Linked DNA regions of Homo sapiens: region 2 is linked to region 1. Evidence: chromatin loops called from intact Hi-C (ENCODE). Cell type or tissue: CD4-positive, alpha-beta T cell. All regions are shown on one strand. Each heading gives the region's core, and the rest is flanking DNA. Links, peaks and the distances in the headings are about the cores only. Region 1 has its middle 9.7 kb from the start of TGIF1. Region 2 overlaps LPIN2 (lipin 2).

Region 1 (9,782 bases), core at 1,224-9,223:
TCTTCCTCAACTGTTGCCACATAGTCATCATTTCTTATAGAATAAGGCACTGATCCCATCTCAATCTAGTAACTTGACCTCAGTGTATCTTTTGAGGTTTCCCTTTTGCTATTCCTTCTGTAGCTGTCAAGTTAGACTCCCAAACTTTAGAATAAATCCCCAATAATTGCTCGGCCACAGAATGTACGCATTTTCAAAACTTTGCATATGCATTGATGAGTTGCTCTCTCACTAGCTGTGAACAAAAGGTCTCCTTTTCCCCAAACTAGTTGGTAAGGGTTTGTGATAAAGGAGGACTAAATATATATGTATATATATTTAGGGACAAGGTCTCACTCTGTCACCCAGGCTGGAGTGCAGTGGCATGATCATAGTTCATAACAGTCTCGAACTCCTGGGCTCAAACGATCTTCCTGTCTCTCTGCCACCTGAGTTTCTGGGATTACAGGCGTGAGCCAGTGCACCTGGCCTTCCTTCGATTTTTGAAATTCCCAAGCTACTCATTTTTTCTCTTCCTCTGAACGCCTGAGCACGTTCCTCTTTTATTCTTTGTTTACTTATTTTCACACCAGCAAGGTTAATACTTCACACATAGTGAGCCCTCAGGAATATTTGTCAATATTTGTCAAGTGAGAATATCACTATTTCAGCAACTTTTTTTATTAACTTAAAAAATAATGCCTATTGCTTTTTATGATGATAAAAGTAAGACAGTACCAGCTAATTGCAGAAAACTTGCAAAAGGCTAAAAACAGTGAAGAGCCATAATCCCACAACTTGGGCATAAGCATTATTTACATTTTGGCTGACAAATAGTCAAACTTTATCCAGCAGATGAAGCTGAATCCCAGAAGAGAGGCACAAAATTTTAATTTGTGTTTTGCTTTGTTTCTGTGAACATTCAAATAATGTCTGGAGTGGATGTAGGTTAGAATGTAAATCTATAGGCCCCAGATTAAATAAAAGAAGCCCTGAATGTAGCCGGGCATGGTGGCTCATGCCTGTAATTCCAGCACTTTGGGAGGCTGAGGCAGGTGGATCACCTGAGGTCAGGAGTTCGAGACCAGCCTGGCCAACGTGGTGAAAGCCCGTCTCTACTAAAAATACAAAAATTAGCCGGTTGTGGTGTCGCACTCCTGTAGTCCCAGCTACCCAGGAGGCTGAGGCAGGAGAATCTCTTGAACCCGGGAAGTGGAGGTTCCAGTGAGCCAAGATGGTGCCACTGCACTCCAGCCTGGGAGATAGAGGGAGACTCAAAAAAAGAGGGCTGGGTTTGGTGGCTCACACCTGTAATTCCAGCACTCTGGGAGGCCGAGGTGGGTGGATCATTCCAGGTCAGGAGTTCAAGACCAGCCTGGCCAACATGGTGAAACTCCATCTCTACTAAAAATACAAAAATTAGCCAGGCCTGGTGGCTCATGCCTGTAATCCCAGCTACTCGGGAGGCTGAGGCACGAGAATGGCCTGACCCCAGGAGGCAGAAGTTGCAGTGAGCCGAGATTGCGCCACTGCACTCCAACCTGGGTGACAGCGCAGGACTCCATCTCAAAAATAATAATAATAATAAAATAAAATAAACCCTCAATTTTATTTACCCAGAAAAAAGAGTGCCAACTCTTTTTGCACATCCTCCAAACCTTCTCAACTGTATTTTTCAAGAACAATCGATAGTTGACATGACTTCTCTGTGTGTGGAGGTGTGCGAGCATGGGGGATCTGCATTCTTATCCTGCAGATAATCAATGAGGAATGAGTGTAAACGTTCCATTCCTGTATACGTTTTCTTGTTTCTAGCTTAGGCCACCTGTTACCAGATAAGGATTTCCTAGCAGTAAATTAATTAAACCTTTACCTATCTTGAAGTCCAACAATACATAATTTATATTATTTTTCTCCTGGACTAAAATTTATTTTGCATTTTTAATGATTACCATTTGCAAAATAATAAGTGATGTATTTTGGGAGTGGGTGAGGGAGAAATGGGAACAGAAAGTGTATATTGAAGTTATATTAGAGAGAAAGCTTTTTTCTAAACAGCAATTTTCGTATGAAAAACAGAGGTTATTTGTTAATTGTATTTCAAAGCTACACGGAAGGGCTTGTATTTCTGGCTGGGGGTGGTGGTTCAAAGAGATGCTTCTTGGAAACTCAGCAAAATGATGACAGAAGTCAAAGCACATATGGTTATAGAATCACTAATCCCCTTGGAAAATGCATTTTGTGATCAGACAAGAAGTGACAAGTGGCCGGGCACGGTGGCTCATGCCTGTAATCCCAGCACTTTGGGAGGCCAAGGCAGGCGGATCACCTGAGGTCGGGAGTTCGAGACCAGCCTGGCCAACATGGTGAAACCCCATCTCTACTAAAAATACAAAAATTAGCCAGGTGTGGTGGTGCACGCTTGTAATCCCAGCCACTTGGGAGACTGAGGCAGGAGAATCGCTTGAACCCGGGAGGCAGAGGTTGCAGTGAGCCGAGATCACGCCATTGAACTCCAACCTGGGTGACAAGAGCGAAAGTCCGTCTCAAAAAAAAAAAGTGACAAGTGACTAATTAAATAGAAGTTAGTGTAGGTTGTTGTTGTATTTTTTTTCCATAAAGAAGCTGATAGAATCAATATATCATTTTATTAGTTGAAAGCGCAGTGAACCTAAGTCAAGCAATCTAGACCCTGCTTTTGAAAAAGTTGGTTTAGTTTTTAAAACCAAATGGGATTCTCGTGAAGCAAAAAATATTTAGTCACAAATTACAGATGTGTGACTTGCAGTGAAGGGTCATGTGTGCAAGAGTTATGAGAGATGGGAGAAGAGAGAGAAGGTGAGGGAGGGAGGACAAGCATGCAGATAAGTTACCTGAAATTCTCCTACTTTTTTCAAACCTAAAGGTCAGAATGTTATGTTTTAAAACTTTGTAATATGGCTGTTTGTGTTTCTATGTCACCATCTGGCTGTGCTGGCTAAAAACAGCTCCATGTTGGATGTATCAAGTCCTTCTAGACTTCACCCCCCATCTTCCATTCCCATCATTTCATACACACAAACACACACACACACACACACACACACACACACGAGAAGGAAATCATTAGCCATTACTTTTTCTAAAAGTTAATTTTGTCTAGTCAATAAAGTAAAACAATGTTCCTGGAGATCTCAAAGTGAGATACTGATTTGGTGAACATGTTTCCTGAACCAAAAAAAATCAAGGCGCGTAGTCTGACCGGTGCAAACAGAAGTGGAAATAAATATTTGAGAGTAGGACTATCCAGAAGAGAAGTTTTCCTTCTGTGATTGGTCTAAAATAAGCTAGTAGAACTAAAAGCATTAAAGTTCCATCTAAAAATAAAATGGAATTGTTCTCTCTGACAAGAAGAAATTGTATAAACATAGGAATATAAATAGCTAGAAAGAAAAAGACAATAGAGCATAATTCTGGGACTACTTGGCCCCATTAGTAAACAAATCATTTAGACCGAGGAATAAGGAGTTACTGATCAGGCAAGCAGGATCATTCACTATGAGAGCTTATCCAGAAGACATATGATGTCTGGAATTTGCTTTAAAGTAATATAGGTGAAGACGAAGTGTGTAAGGGAGAAGGTGACACTAGATGGGTCATGAATTGATCATTGTTGAAGCTGGGTGATGGTTCTTTGGGGATTTATTACACTAGGATCTCCTCACTATTGGATATATTTAAAATTTTCCATAATCAAAAGTAAAAAAAGCAAAACAAACAAAAACACTCTGGACACAACAGAGTCCTTGTTTCTGAAGTCACCTCACTATTTTAATTTTTTTTTTTTTTTGAGACGGAGTCTTGCTCTATTGCCCAGGTTGGAGTACAGTGGCAGATCTCGGCTCACCGCAACCTCCTCCCAGGTTCAAGCGATTCTCCTGCCTCAGCCACCCGATTAGCTGGGATTACTGGCATGCTCCACCATGCTTGGCTAATTTTGTATTTTTAGTAGAGATGGGATTTCTCCATTTTGGTCAGGCTGGCCTTGAACTCCCAACCTCAGGTGATTCGCCCGCCTCAGCCTCCCAAAGTGCTGGGATTACAGGCATGAGCCATCGTGCCCAGCTCTAAAGATTTTTTTAAAATAAAATTTATTCAGGACTAGTAGACGTGTGTGAATTGTTGCCTGTCTCAGGGAAAGGAGAAAAGAAAAATAGGAATGGGGCCAGGCGTGGCACCTCATGCCTGTAATCCCAGCACTTGGGGAAGCCAAGGTGGGCGGATAGATTGAGCCCAGGAGTTCAAGACCAGACTGGGCAACGTAGTGAAACCCGGTCTCTAAAAAAAATACAAAAATCAGCCAGGCGTTGTCGTGGGCGCCTTTGGTCCCAGCTATTAGGGAGGCTGAGGTGAGAGAATCACCTGAGCCCAGGAGGTGGAGGTTGCAGTGAGCCAAGATCGAACCACTGCACTCCAGCTTGGGCAACAGAGGAAGACCCTGTCTCAAAGAAAAAAAAAAAAAAGTACTGATTTAGACATTTATTTCACCCTTGAAAAGGAGCTCTACTAGTCTACTCTGTAACCCCGCACTTTGGGAGGCTGAGGAGAGCAGATCCCTTGAGGTCAGAAGTTTGAGACCAGGCTGGCCAACATGGCAAAACCCGGTCTCTACTAAAAATACAAAAATTAGCCAAACATGGTGGTTCATGCCTGTATTCCTCATTACTTGGGAGGCTGAGGCAGGAGAATCGCTTGAACCTGGGAGGCAGAGGTTGCAAGTGAGCCGATATCGTGCCACTGCACTCCAACCTGGGTGACAGAGCAAGACTCTTTCTCCAAAAAAAAAAAAAAAATTACCTGCATTAGGATTAACATTTCCAGTTTTGCAGATTTGGTCATCCAAATCCAAAGCCATTTGGGTTGGTAAATGGTTTGACAGTATTTGTTCTTATTTCTTGTAAAAGGCAATGAATAGTTGGCTCCCAGAGTGTCATTAGGGGTTATTCACATTTGCTGATGATTAACCACTAATGGCTCTTGGACTCCAGACACTGACTTCAACTTACCACTTTCCGCCCCGATTAGAAAGGCCTTCCCCAGTCTAAACACAACTGTGTCCCATTTCAGATGCCTGCTCAGGTTTTTATACAAGATTTGTGAAAAATCTCCTTTAACACAAATGAGAACGAAACGTAAATGTCCGATAATTGGGCATTGGTACATAAATTATATCCATAGTTACAATGGACTATTATTTAGTTGTTAAAAACGGATGTAGGCTCCCTGAGTCAGTCTAAGATTGGGCTGGTGTCTTCCTCTCCACACTTACATCACTCCAAAGGTAGTAACTGTTAATCTTTCTACACTTATCCTTCCAGAAAAATACAGGCATACAAAAATTTTATGCAAAAGGGATAATATTGTAGAGTTCTATACCTGGCTTTTAAATAAAACAACTTAACATCTATTAATAATCTTTCCATGTCAGTTCAGTCTGATTTACTTTATTGTTGTAATGACAGAAAAACAAAGTTTTCATGTCCCCCCCTCCATGTTTTTTGGTTATCTGGATTCCTTTTTAGGTAAAATACAAATCTACAGGCTGTCCAACTTTTTAAACACAGAGTTTTTCTTTTCTACGGTTTGTATAAGCCCTTCATGAATTAAGTCAATTGGGCTTATGCCTGAATGTGCTACAACTATTTTTCCAAGTTTCTTAGCTTTTGAAAATTTTATACAATTTTTCCTTAAACATAAATTCTTTCTAAGAAACAAAGTACTTATAAACATTTATATCTCATCATTTCTTGATTTTGTGCTCTGGTTAGAAAGGCCTTCCCCACTCCAAGATCATACATTTACTCATGCTTTCTTCTAGAAGTGTGTGTTTCACCCTTGGCACTACTGACATTTTGAACAGGAGAATTCTTGGTGTGGGGGCTGTGGTGTGCGTGGTAGAATGTTGGGCAGCATCCCTGGTCTCTATCCACTAGATGCCAGTAGCAACACCTCCTCTCCAGCTGCAGTCACCAAACATGTCTCCCGACATTGTCAAATGTTCCCTGGAAGGAAAAATTGCCACATACACACCCTGCTTTGAGAACCACTATTCTAGAATATACATAGGTGCATTTTAAATTACTTTTACATTTCATTCAGATGAATTGTACTTATGTTAAGGGAGTGAAATGGAGATTTAGCTTTATTTTTTTAACCGAAGGTAGTCAATTATCCCAATTCAATTTATCTCTGATATGAAAAGCCACCTTTGCCAAAATCTAAATCCCCATTATATTCTAATCTGCCTCCTTATTGTTTCTTCTTTATTATTTCTCCAGCATAAAACTTTTACATTTAAATTATAGACTTCAAAATATGCTTTAATATTTGGAAGGCTTCCCCAGTGTTCCCCTATACCAGCTCTTCTCTTTCAGAATTTCCCCAGCTGCTGTGAGGTTTTAATTTCAATGAACTGTGGCATTGTTTCATCAATTAAAAAGAAAAAGAAAGCCCTGTTGGTATTTTAATGAAAATCACTTTGAATTTAAAGACTGATTTGGGGAGAATAAACATCTTTATATAACTTTCACTATTGGATCTTGCTAGAAAGAATAAGTTGTCTTTTATTTTACTTGTCTTCCTTTATGTCTCTCAGTAGGGTTTTAAAGTTTTCTTTATAAAACTTGCAGAAATTTCTGTCAATTTTATTCCTAGATATTTCATCATTTTATTGCTATTATAAATGGCTACTCTAGAGCTTTGGGAAGAAGTAACTGTGATAAATGGAAATGTGGATGAATTAGCCCTTTAATGGAAAGAAAAGGAATAAGTTAAAAACTGGTACAGTATTCTGAAGGTCTTTTATAATATAAATATAGTACTTAGTCCAATGATTTTTTTTTAAACAAATGGGGACACATTGCCTTCTTGCATTTATAATATTAGTTCACTGCTTTTTGCTCTTTGTCAGATGAGCTTTTAAGCTAATACAAAAATAGGCTGTCCCTTACTTATCATTTTAAAAAGAAAAGAAAAAAGAATATACAAAAAAAATCAATACAATAGAAAAGTTGGCAAAAGTTATGAACAGGATTGTGCAGTAGCTCAACTTGTAATCCAAGCACTTTGGGAGACTGAGATGGGAGGATCCCTTGAAACCAAGGAGTTCAAGACCAGCCTGGGCAACATAGTGAGACCGCATCTCTACTTTTATTAAATAAATAAAAAATCTTTAAAAAATAATGTTATGAATAAGCAAGAAGAAGAAATAAAAATGACTAATACATACACAAAAATGGGCTCACCCTCTCAAAGAAATGTGAACAATAAAAACATTTGGTTCCATTTACTTACCTGGGAGATAGACAAATAGGAAATTGATTGATAATATTCAGCGTTAGTGAGGGCACAAAGAAAGAGATCTCACATAACTTTGGTGAGATTTTAAATAGGTAAGATCATTTGGAGGCAATTTGGCAATATCTATCAAAATTCTGAATGAAACACGTTTTGATGCAGCTATTCCACCTCCCAGAAACTCCTACAGATATGCTCACAGAAGCCCCAAAAGATCTGCATACAAACTAACATTCTGTTGGGCCCAGCCGGTTCATTATCAGTATGCCCCAGTACACAATCAGAAGGGGCTCTTCTAATTGGCTGATGCGCGTATTCTATCAGTTGTTAAATATTTCAAATGTAATTGCACTATCTTTTTGTGCTGAGTTACACATTGGAAACAATTAAATGCTCATTACTAAGAAAATAAATGAAAAAGCAAATTGCAGAATATTAGTATTGTTTAGATTATTGGCTCATGGGTTATACTGGCAGGATAAATTAATTAACTCCCACAGACTACAACTTCTTCATCTGTAAGGTGGGGATAATAATACTTTTTTTTTTTTTCCAGATAGGGTTTCGCTCTTGTCTCCCAGACTGGACAACAGTGGTGCAATATAGCTCACTGCAGCCTTGAACTTCCAGGCTCTGCAGGCTCTAACTCTGTGCACTACAGGTGTATACCACGAAGCCCAGCCAATATAATATGAAAATAATAATAATGAGAACTTTTTTTTTGAGATGTAATTTCGTTCTGTTACCCAGGCTGGAGTGCAATGGCGCAATCTCGGCTCACTCCACCTCCCAGGTTCAAGTGAATTCTCGTGCCTCACGAATTCACTTGAAATTCACTTGAATTCACCATGGGGTTTCACCATGTTGGCCAGGCTGGTCTCGAACTCCTGACCTCAGATGATCTGCCCGCCTTGGCCTCCCAAAGTGCTGGGATTACAGACATGAGCCACTGTACCTGGCCATGAGTACTTCTTAGGGTTGTTTTAAGTAGTAAATAAAATAAAAGAAGGAAAGTATTTGCATACTGCCTGGCATGCTGTATACAATAAATGATTGTATTCTTTCTTTTTTTTTTTTTTTTGAGACGGAGTCTAGCTCTTTCACCCAGGCTGGACTGCAGTGGCACGATCTCGGCTCACTGCAACCTCCACCTCCCGGGTTCAAACGATTCTCCTGCCTCAGCCTACCGAGCAGCTGGGACTACAGGCGCGTGCCACCACTGTGCCACCATGCCCAGCTAATTTTTGTATTTTTAGTACAGACGGGTTTCACCATATGGGCCAGGCTGGTCTCGAGGTCCTGACCTCATGATCCACCTGCCTCAGCCTCCCAAAATGCTGGGATTACAGGCATGAACCATTGCACCCGGCCTGTATTCTTATTTTAAATTATTCTTATAGTCTCACTTTCTTTTCTTTTTTTTTTTTTTTGTCTTTTTAAAATTTTTTAACTTTAATTTACATTTGGTGGTACATGTGAAGGTTTCTTAAATAAGAAAACATGTCACAGGGTTTGTTGTACATATTATTTCATCATCCAGATAAGCCCAGTACCCAAAATTTCTGCTCCTCTCCCTCCTCCCACCCTCCTCACTCAAGTAAACCCCAGTGTCTGATGTTTCCTTCTTTGTGTTCGTAAGTTCTTATCATTTAGCTCCCATATAGTCTCACTTTCATGCATTATTCATTTGATAAATATTGGGTACCTATGATGTGTTAGGCACTGTATTAAGTACATAAAGGTTTTGTTTGTTTTTGTTTTTTGTTGTTGTTGTTTTTGAGACGGAGTCTCACTCTGTCACCCAGGCTTGAGTACAGTGGTGCGATCTCGGTTCACTTAAGTGCATAAATATTTAATAATGAAAATTTTTTAAAAATAAAAAAACAAAACAAATTTAAAAAAAGATTTAATAATGAACATACATTTGAGTGGGAGGTCAGAGGGAAAAAACCAAGCCAACAGTCAAGTAAGCAAAATAATTGAAAACTGTGATGTTATGGAAGAAATAAAGGATTGAGCTAGATTTGTGGTTCTGAACCAGGGGTGATCCTCCTCCCCATGGGGATTTCTATCCCCATGGAACATCTGCCAACATATGGAGACATCTGTGTTTGTCACAGCTTGGGGGAAGGATGCCACTGGCACACACTGGTTAGTGTCCAGGGATGTCACTAAATATCCTACAATGCACAGGACAGCCCCACAAGAAAGAATGATCCAGCCCCAAACGTCAATAGGGCTGTGGTTGAGAACTCCTGAGCCACACGATGGCAGCGGGGCTACCTAATTTAGGTCAGGTGATCAGCGAAGACTCCTCTAAGAAGTAACATTTAGGCCTAGCCTTGACTGGTGAGAAACTGCCAGAGGATCAACAAGTGGTGAAGGAACATCCCGGGCAGAGGGGACTTGGGAACAAGTAACAATGGAAAACCCATTGCCTTTGTGCATAATATACAAATGCCTAAATG
Region 2 (9,782 bases), core at 883-8,882, 480 kb before region 1:
TGTGTGTGTGTGTGTGTGTGTGTACACGTGCACACATCCACCCATTTCCTGGCTCTGCCAGCTTGGGCTGCCTAGAAGCAATGATACCTCAGGAGTTACGAGCACGCCTAATAAGCAGATCTTTGTTCGTAAATACTATTCTTCAATAAAAGGAACTGGCGTAAAATAATTAATGCCAGAGCTGAGGCAGGGAAAGTAGCTTCTTCTGGAACACCTTCTGGTACCAGGAAGGAAGGGTTCAAAAACTGATGGGAGCATTTCAAAGGAACTCAACTTGAAGGACATACACTAACAGTCAAACTGGGACAATCTGAGCAACTAATTTCATTTTTGGAGGCTATCCATTTAAACAGTGTAGCTGGGAAAATAGAAGAATGCTTCTTTAACATGCAAATTCAGACTCTAAACTATTCATACACTATCTCAGAAAAATTAACACTTCACAGCCCTTACTTTTAGAGATCAAGTATGACATTTCTCAATGTGACTACTTATCATCTTTGTGTGACTTTAAATGGAGTTTGGTCTTTCCAAAAATTAAACCTAACATCAAATTATGCTAATATTGGCAATACTTAAAAGAATATGCTGTGAACTCTTCAGGCAACAACAACACAAAGGTTTTAAAAATATTTTGAGAGAACACCAAGTTGGAACAAATTCTTCCCACCAACGTGATTATTTTAAAAAGGACACTAATTTGATGTATGAAATTCTAGTAAAACAGTTTTAAAAATAACCCCTCATTTCCATATAGTCTTACTTCTTACACTGTGGCTTAATTGTGCTGAACATAATATAGGACTAAGATGCTGAAATGAAACTGGTATCTCTGAGAAACAGTCGATGTACTAGACTTTTGAACTAGCTTACCACTCTTTGGGTAAGAATATCTCAAATGTCTTTTGGGAGTCTATTCATCCTGTTTCAAATCATATACAAGCTGAGTGTCTCAAATCCAAAAATCTGAAATCTAAAAATGCTCAAAAATCTGAAACTTCTTGAGCATTTACATGACACTCAAAGATAATGCTCACTGGAGCACTTCAGACGTCAGATTTTCAGATTTGGGATGCTCAACCAGTAAGTATAGTGTAAATATTCCAAAAAATGAAAAAAATGAAATCCAAAATGCTCTGGTCCCAAGCATTTCAGATAAGGGATACTCAACCTGTATTTCTGGTGTGGCTTTAGGGAGTAGAGGTGGGCTGTTGTCCAAGCCAATAAATATATCTCTTTCCCAGCTACAGAAACTGGTCCCAGAGATATGTCCGTTCCTTTGACAGGGAGACTAAATACTGATACTTCTGTAGGAAGCTCTCTCTCCACTGGGATTGATGAGTTAACAGATTGTGAGCCTGGAGGTATTGGTGGCCATTTTACATTAGAGAGAAAACAGAAGTGGAAGCAGAGAGCAGAGGTGGGGAAAGAAAAAGGGAATTCTGACAGCAAGCTTTTTTGCCTAAGCTAGTAGAGGGTAAATTTCTGTTATCAGCAATGAAAATAGTTTTAATACACTGGGTTATTTAACTTTGATAAATAATCTGACCAGGCGTGGTGGCTCACACCTGTAATCCCAGCACTTTGGGAGGCCAAGGCGGGTGGATTACCTGAGATCAGGTAATCCTAGCCAACATGGAGAAACCCCATCTCTACTAAAAACACAAAAAGCAGCCAGGCGTGGTAGCACGCGCCTATAATCCCAGCTACTCGGGAGGCTGAGGCAGGAGAAACGCTTGAATCAGGGAGGCGGAAGTTGCAGTGAGCAGAGATCGCCCCACTGCACTCCAGCTTGGGCGACAAAGCGAGACTCCATCTCAAAAAAAAAAAAAAAACAACAAAAAAAAAAAACAGAAAAAAGAAAAAAAAACTTTTATAAATAATCAAGTAATCAGCTTTTTCTGATATCAATAAATTTTAAAATATCAAGTACACATTTACCTTCTAAAAGTAAACTCCTAAGTTACTAAATTTACTGGGAGTACTGCTGTTCTACCAAACAATTACGTATCAATGGCAGTGGGAAAATTATTATACTACATCTCTCTAAACAGTGGTTTTAAGGTGGTCATGATTTCAAATTCACTTCATAGGTACACCCGTATTTGAAAATTTGGGGTCTTACTTTCACATCAATGGCCAGCTTTCCCTAACCCAAACTGACTTAAAATAAGACAAATAGTTAATGCAAATTGCCAGTGTATCTCAAAGTAGGCATGATTTCAGTTTTACTCTCACAGTTTTTCAGTTTTCTCACAGGAAAGCTGTTTTGGTAAATCAAATGGCCAAATTTCCTCCCAAACATATTCTTTGGGTTTCTGAGATACTAAGGGAGTAGGAGGAAAAAAATTCTCTTTTCCTGTGTCTCATGAGTACATTCCTATTAAAAATGCAACGTTTTGACAAGATAGTAACACAACGATTGTGTAGCTTTTGCACAGGAATTGTATTATTTCCTAAATTAGAGGCACACAGCAAGCAGGAAAAGGTGTTTTATCTACTTGGTCACCATTTACAGATGCATACATGCTTATAAATACATCTGCCTTCAGGTTCCATTTTGAAAGGCCAGACACTGATCCAATGTGATAAAAAACAATCTCAGCAAAAAAAAAAAATAATGATGATGATACCTTATCAGCAGTTTTACAATAGATCCATACACAACTAATGGGAAATTTCAGTTTGTTGCCAATTCCCCCAGAACAGGTCCAGTCTGAAAGTACTATTGGTGTTACCACAAAGAAAGAAAAAATTTCAGAGAACCTAAACTATGGCTAAATAACACTGTTTTGCAATGGAAAGTTTCTAAGTCCCTAAGTAAACTGCAACTGCTTTTGCTTTCTAAAGGGTGACTCTGAACAGAGGCCAGACCACACAAGCCCTGCTACCCTGAAATGTGGTTCTCCAGTGGAAACTGATTTTGTAATACCTAGAAATGAGATGTTTTTCCTGGAGGAAAAAAAGAAAAAGAATATCTAGTTTTGTGAAATCCATTTTCTTTCACTCTCAAAATAACATTTAAGTTTAATTAAATAGAGGGAAATTTCTATTTAAAGCTCAGCTATATAAAATAGCAAAAAGCTGAAAATAAATGTTTTCGACTTACACCAGTGGTCCTCTACCACATACTTTTAGGTCTGTGCCAGAAAATGGTGAGGCTCTTTTGTTGTGCTTTAAAATGTTGACAAAGCCTTTCTATGTTATTTAAGTAGATACTGCGAGGCAAGAATAGAAAGAGAAATCTGTGTACCTGCCAAGTGTTATTACTAGCTCTGTTTTCTAATTTGATTGACATCAGATATACTAGCAAAACTTCCAGCTGCTCCATAACCTGAAGAGGATAAGAAAAACCTACACAAATATCTTCTTCCTGAATGAATCTTCCCTAAAACAAACAAAAGTCAACCAGCCTATGGTCTGTTGGTTAGCATTTCAGTCAAATATGGGGACAAGTCCTGGTATCAACAACAGAATTTAGATTACAAAAGTTTTTACAGCTTTGTCAAAACAAACAAAATGTGGCATTAATTAATTTCCTTTAAAAAAAAAAATATGGCCAGGTGCGGTGGCTCTACACCTGTAATCCCAGAACTTTGGGAGGCCGAGGCCGAAGCCGGTGGATCACTTGAGGTCAGGAGTTCGAGACCAGCCTAGCCAACAAGGTGAAACCCCGTCTCTACTAAAAATACAAAAAATTAGGGGGGCATGGTTGCACGTGCCTGTAATCCCAGGCACTTGGGAGGCTGAGGCAGGAGAATCGCTTGAACCTGGGAGGCGGAGGTTGCAGTGAGCCAAGATCACACCGCTGTACTCCAGCCTGGACAGCAAAGCGAGACTCCGACTCAAAAATGTGTGTGTGTGTGTGTGTGTGTGTGTGTGTGTGTGTGTGTGTGTTCTTGATTATACCCACCTATTCCATTTACAATTAGTATGAAGGTATTAGCCTAAGTATTTAAAAATACTATATAAGGTAAAGGAAATTTTTCTTTTTCTAAATATGTCTAAGTTCCCCCATCTAGTTTCTGTTTTGCTTTTCTGAGTTGCAACATGTAAGATTATTATAATAATTTTCAGTTTCCCTTTCCCTTGAAGAGACTTCTGCAGTCGAGCTTTGTGGTTTTCAAAGTAACTTCAAAAGCAATACATAAAGGTTGACTTCTCGTAACATTGTCTCAACATCATTCAGGTTAAAAAAAAAAAAAGGCCTAGAAAACTCACAATAGCGATTTATTCATAGAGGATGACTTTTCTACTCCTTGAGGACACTCACTCACTTTCTCTTTGAATCTCAGGATGACTTTTCCTCTCCTTGAGGACACTCACCACTTTCTCTTTGGATCTCAGGACTCCCAGCTTTCCAAACCGAACGTGAAAAGGTGAACACTGATAGCTGCCATCCTGCTGCTGTACCACGATGACATCAATGCACCCAGAGAGGGTGGCCTGGTTAATGCCCTTGTAGAGTTCCTTCACAGTGACAATCACCTGCCCAGCCAGCTGTCCCACATAATTCATGGTTTGAGACTACAAGAAACAAAAATTAGATGAGATGTTAACACTAAATTTGTGATCTATTGACAAAGAAATAACAGTCGTAACAAAAATGACACTACTCACTTGTATGCCAGATTTCATATCATTAGCCTTATTAATTTTCAACCTAACAGTCTCATGCTACCATTGTTTCTACGCATTTCCACACACGGACCTCCCGAGACTATTCTCCTTTGTATCTGAGAGGCTGCTCCAGCCAGGGCCTGAGGCATTCCCTTTCCTTTCTCAGCAACCTGGATAGTACTGACTGCCATTAGGGACTTTTTCCCCAAAGTTCAGGATCAGCACAGAATCACCAAAGAACCCTGACCTCCTGCCCAAGACCCTTTGGAACCTGCGGCTACTGCATCCACTTTGGCCATAGCAGCCAAACAGAAAAAACAAACATCATCCCCGGGAGAAACCAGAGATTCATCTTCCAACAGAACCAATGTAATAAATTAGTGAGAGCTACATTTTGTAAGGAACTATTATTACCAGAATAGTATGGTTCGGACACATGCTAGATTAAATAAACTCTGGCAAGTCTGCCTGAGCCTAGCCCATTTATAACATTACTTCTACGGAAAAATCCCTTCAATGACTCAATATAACTAACTGGAACATGCAATCAAGTTCTACAAAGTTCAAAGCACAGAAAAGGGTTTTACTCTTGTTCCTCAACCTCAATTCACTATTCAAATCACAATCAAAAGGTCTGCAAGGAGTTCTCCAGAAAGGCTCAAAGGAGAGGAAGTACAGCTAAAGCCAGGGGTGGCTTTATTGCCTTGGCCCCATCCCCAACTTTTCCACTAATAAAAACCAAATCCCCCCCTTCAGTCCTAATGTCAGATTTTACTTCCAGCTACTGAATACACCCCCACATTTTATTCATTAGATGCTGACACCCCTAATATTATGCCAAAGCACAATTCAGTGAAAGCCATTCTGGGGACTGGAATGACAGAGAGTAACCAAGAGCCCCTCCAATGCTCCAGCTAATTCAGAGGCCAACTTTCACCCAACCACAGGACTGACTGACTGCTCTCCAGGCTGTCTGCCATAAGCAGCTCGTGGTTTCTCTACACCCAGCTTGGAGGCTGCCTTGAGCTTAAAGGTCCATGCTCTGAAAAGTTTCAGAGATCATGTTCTGTGTTGCCAAGTGAGTCCAAAACTGAACTGGGAGAAAGAATGCTGTCTTCTTGGGAAAACTCAGGGGCCTCCAGGATATCTGCCTGCACAGAAATTCACTCTGCTCTTCACAGATGAGTGGCCACGGCAGAGCCCTGATTCTAAATTGTTTCCTGTTCCTACACGCGGATGAATGTGTAATCAAGGCCCATCAGTTCTACACCATGAAGCATCGCCATGATAATTTTACCCTGGAAGAAATTTTTAAAATATTTTAAAACTAATGTTACCAAGGCCCTTAAATGCACCCATAGAAAAGCTGGAAAACGCTTGTGCTGCAAAACTTACTCCTAAATAACAAAATAAGATGACATCCTTTATGTGATATCAAACAATTATAATCTGGTGATGGTTTTGGAATAATTGATTTGACCTCAATAGCTAAACCAAATTAAGCATGTATCAAGTGCTCAATAATCATTTATTGAATGAATGAACAAATGAACTAGTAATAAATGAGACTAAAAAAATAAGAAACATAAAAAAAAAGTGTGGGGAGGAAATAGTGTTTCATCAAAATATTCATATAACATCCCATTATGTTTTTAATAATTAAATTCCTATTTTGAGGTCACTGTAGATTCACATGTGGTTCTAAAAAATAACACAGCTAGATCTCATGCATCCTTTTCATATTCTGTAGGTAATGCATATTCACAACATGCTTTTTACCTACATGGCACACACATGAATTAAACAGCATCCAAGCAGTCAATCTTGGTATTACTGCTTGAATGGTGGTGGCAATGTTAAAATGAATTTTATTACAAGAAAAAAAAAACATGTTAGACCTTTTCTTAAAATAAACAAAAAAATGCTAACTTTTAAGCATTGACATTCAGCCACAAACAAGTCTTATAAACATAAATGTGTAACAAGCTTCCATCAACTACAGCATAAAATTCATAATTAAGTGTAACCGTACCTATTCAAGATTATTTTAACTACCATGGTTAAGGGATGTGCTGTTATATGGGAAAACCTAATGTGTAAATGCCAGTTGCTAAATGTAGAAAAATACAGGTTGTCAAATAACTGGTTTTCTCTTGACAGATAATGAAACAATGACATTTATATTGTGAAGGCTGGTAAAACAAAAGTAAAGGGAGGCCTGTAGCTTAACATGCTACACCCTGGGTATGATGAGCAGCTGTCTGCTAGAAGGGTCACCCCAACAGAGCTGGGGAAAGAGGCTTCCTCACCGTTAGTTACGTCTGGAGGAAATGCAGTTGTTCGTCATAGGCATGAGGGATATGTTAAACAGCCTGCTCTTGAAGCAGAATCTAGTGCCATATACCTTATTCCTACATGCTAGCCCAGCATAGCTACACAATAAGAACCAAGTCAGACCTGTCCTGGTCAACACCTGGGAAAGCCACACTCTGAACCAGCAGCAGAAAAGATACACAATGATGTAACCCAAATGTTTAAAAAATATAGCAAAATAACACACTATAAACTATTCCTCCTATTTTATCATGAATGATGAGGGAAAATGTGGGAGGACAAAATAAATAATGGAGAGTGACAGAGACCAAAGGAGAGCCATGCAGAAAGAAACAAACAAGAAGTCACAGAGAAAAAAGAGCAAAAGCAAAGACAGAATATTTAACCAGAAAGGCAGGCTCATTTGGAGATGCCCACACAAAAAGCAAAATGTGGAAATGAAAAATGGTCACAGAGCAGCATCCCTATCTTGAGGCTTACGGGCATAAATAAAAATATTAAAGTGCACTTGCTGATTCTTGGAACAAGAAGAATACATCCAGCCCATTCTTTTAACAAATACCAAAAATGCTTCTAACACATCTCTGAAATACTCTAACAATAATCACACTGGAAACAACTCTTTTTTTGAAAGCTCGTAACATCCCAAATTCTTAAACTTATACATTATTATCTCAGAACTACTTTAGAGGTGGTATTATTTCTATTTTTAAAGACAATTAAGGCTGGGTGTAGTGGCTCACGCCTGTAATCCCAGCACTCTGAGAGGCTGAGGCAAGCAGATCACTTGAAGTCAGGAGTTCAAGACCAGCCTGGCCAACACGGTGAAGGCCCGTCTTTACTAAAAATACAAAAAATTAGCCGGGCGTGATGGCGTGCGCCTGTAGTCCCAGCTACTTGGGAGGCTGAGGCAGGAGAATCACTTGAACCTGGGAAGCGGAGGGTGCAGTGAGCCGAGATCACACCACTGCACTCAAGCCTGGGTGACAGAGCAAGACTCCGTCTCAAAAAAAAAAAAAAAAAAAAAAAGAAATGAGGGTTAGAAAAGTTAAGTAATATCTATGACCTCCCTCTGTCCCCCACCACCACCAAATTCATATATTGAAGCCCTGACGCCCAATGTGATGGTATTTGGAGACAGGGCCTTTGGGAAGTAATTAGGTTTAGATGAGGTCACATGGGTGGAGCCTCCATGTGATGGATTAGTGTCCTTCTAAGAGGAGAAAGAGACCCAGACCACGCTCTCTTTCCTTTCCTCGTGAGAATACAGCAAGAAGTCTGCAAACCAGGAAGAGAGCCCAATCGGCTGGCACTTTGATCTGTGAGAATGGTAAGAAATAAATGTCTGTTGTTTAAGCCAAATACCATCTATGGTATTCTGCTGCAGTACCCCAAGCTGACTAAGACAAGTCTCTTCTTAAACATCGCATGCTATGCTGCATTTCAGTTTTGGGATCGTTACAGTTGACAGAGACTCACTACTTTACCAAGAAGTCCATAAAAATGTCAGAGAACTATTATGTCCACTAGAAATCACACTGAATATTACCACGCTCTTCCAAATGAAACCACAACACACCAAAGAATTTATCAGAGTCTCTTCTATTCTAGGCTAAGCATTCTTGTTCCTTAAAATATGTGAACTGATTGGGTCTACTCTGACTCTTATGACAATTATTTATGTCCATCTTTAAAAACGATATTTAAAGACAGCTAGACACAATGGCTCAGATGTGGCCTGACTGCTACACAGTGTATGTAATATACAGTGTGCTGTTTAGGCCTAGGTACCTTCCCATGGGCTAGATTAAGTATTGGGAGCTCCGAAGGAAAAGAAGTACTTATTGATTACTCAAATAAAAAAGTGAAGAAAAAAAAAAGCAGTAGAAAATAAGCAACTACAATACTTATTAGAGACCAAATGGCCCTTCGCATATAAAATTCAATACGCCAAATTAGTCCTTCATGCATAAAATTTGACAGTGCCCACTATCATATTTTTCTTATCAAATATTTTAAGGTATAAAAGGACACACACTGGAATGAATGGTAGCTTTCAAGATTTCGTTATTCACCAAAAGTTTGAAGATCAGCTTAGCATCTTTTGCTGAGCATCAAAGAAACTAAAATGAATAATCACTATATGGAGTATGGATTTATAAATAAAATGGGCCAGGCGCGGTGGCTCACGCCTGTAATCCCAGCACTTTGGGAGGCCGAGGCAGGTAGATCACTTGAGGTCAGGAGTTCAAGACCAGCCTGGCCAATATGGTGAAACCCCATCTCTACTAAAAATACAAAAAAATTGGCCTGTATCGTGACACATGCCTGTAGCCCCAGCTACTCGGGAGGCTGAGGCAGGAGAATCGCTTGAACCCGGGAGGCAGAGGTTGCAGTGAGCTGAGATCGTGCCACTGCACTCCAGCCTGGGTGACAGAGTGAGACTCCCAATCTCAAAAAAAAAAAAAAAAAAGCATCAGTAAATAGGTTCAAATACCAATCCCCCTCCTACAAAAACTGCTTAAAATTATTTCAATTATTTGATGTGTTCAATCAAAAATAACTTTTGTTAAGGAAAAGAGTAATCAGAGATAAAAGGTAGTTTAAAAACAATAAAAAAAATTCATAAATTATCAGCACAAAATGGACACATTCTATTTACTTTTATTTTCATTTTGAGACAGGGTTTCACTGTGTTGCCCAGGCTGGACTGCAATGGTGCGATCTCTGCTCACTGTAACCTCAGCCTCCTGGGCTCAAGCGATGCTCCCACCTTGGCCTCCGGAGAAGCTGGGACTACAGGAATGTGCTACCATGCCCAGCTAATT

What was found. Peaks named below come from ENCODE experiments on the same cell type or tissue, not always from the same donor. Only the 100,000 strongest peaks of a DNase experiment are listed, where the experiment ranks them.
Region 2: it touches region 1 in a loop (4-fold over the local background); 9 of 110 quality-filtered maps call a loop at or near these places.

The regions. Positions count from the first base shown.
Region 1 is chr18:3,435,558-3,445,339 of GRCh38, forward strand. It overlaps a transcript of TGIF1 not described here. Among named protein-coding and RNA genes, the nearest start is that of TGIF1, 9.7 kb to the right of the region's middle. In CD4-positive, alpha-beta T cell, for the core only: a CTCF peak has its summit at 5,951 (motif pointing right); a DNase peak (open chromatin) is centred at 5,944.
Region 2 is chr18:2,956,323-2,966,104 of GRCh38, forward strand. LPIN2 (lipin 2) reads right to left here. Exons shown (of 20, transcript NM_001375808.2): 2 at 4,327-4,527. The coding sequence starts at 4,518. Among named protein-coding and RNA genes, the nearest start is that of LPIN2-AS2, 5.8 kb to the right of the region's middle. RefSeq lists enhancers at 717-776, 1,652-1,811, 3,996-4,095. In CD4-positive, alpha-beta T cell, for the core only: no CTCF peak of the experiment used is centred there; DNase peaks (open chromatin) are centred at 4,109, 4,409, 6,929, 8,259 and 3 weaker places; H3K4me3 peaks cover 2,292 bases; H3K27ac peaks cover 7,704 bases.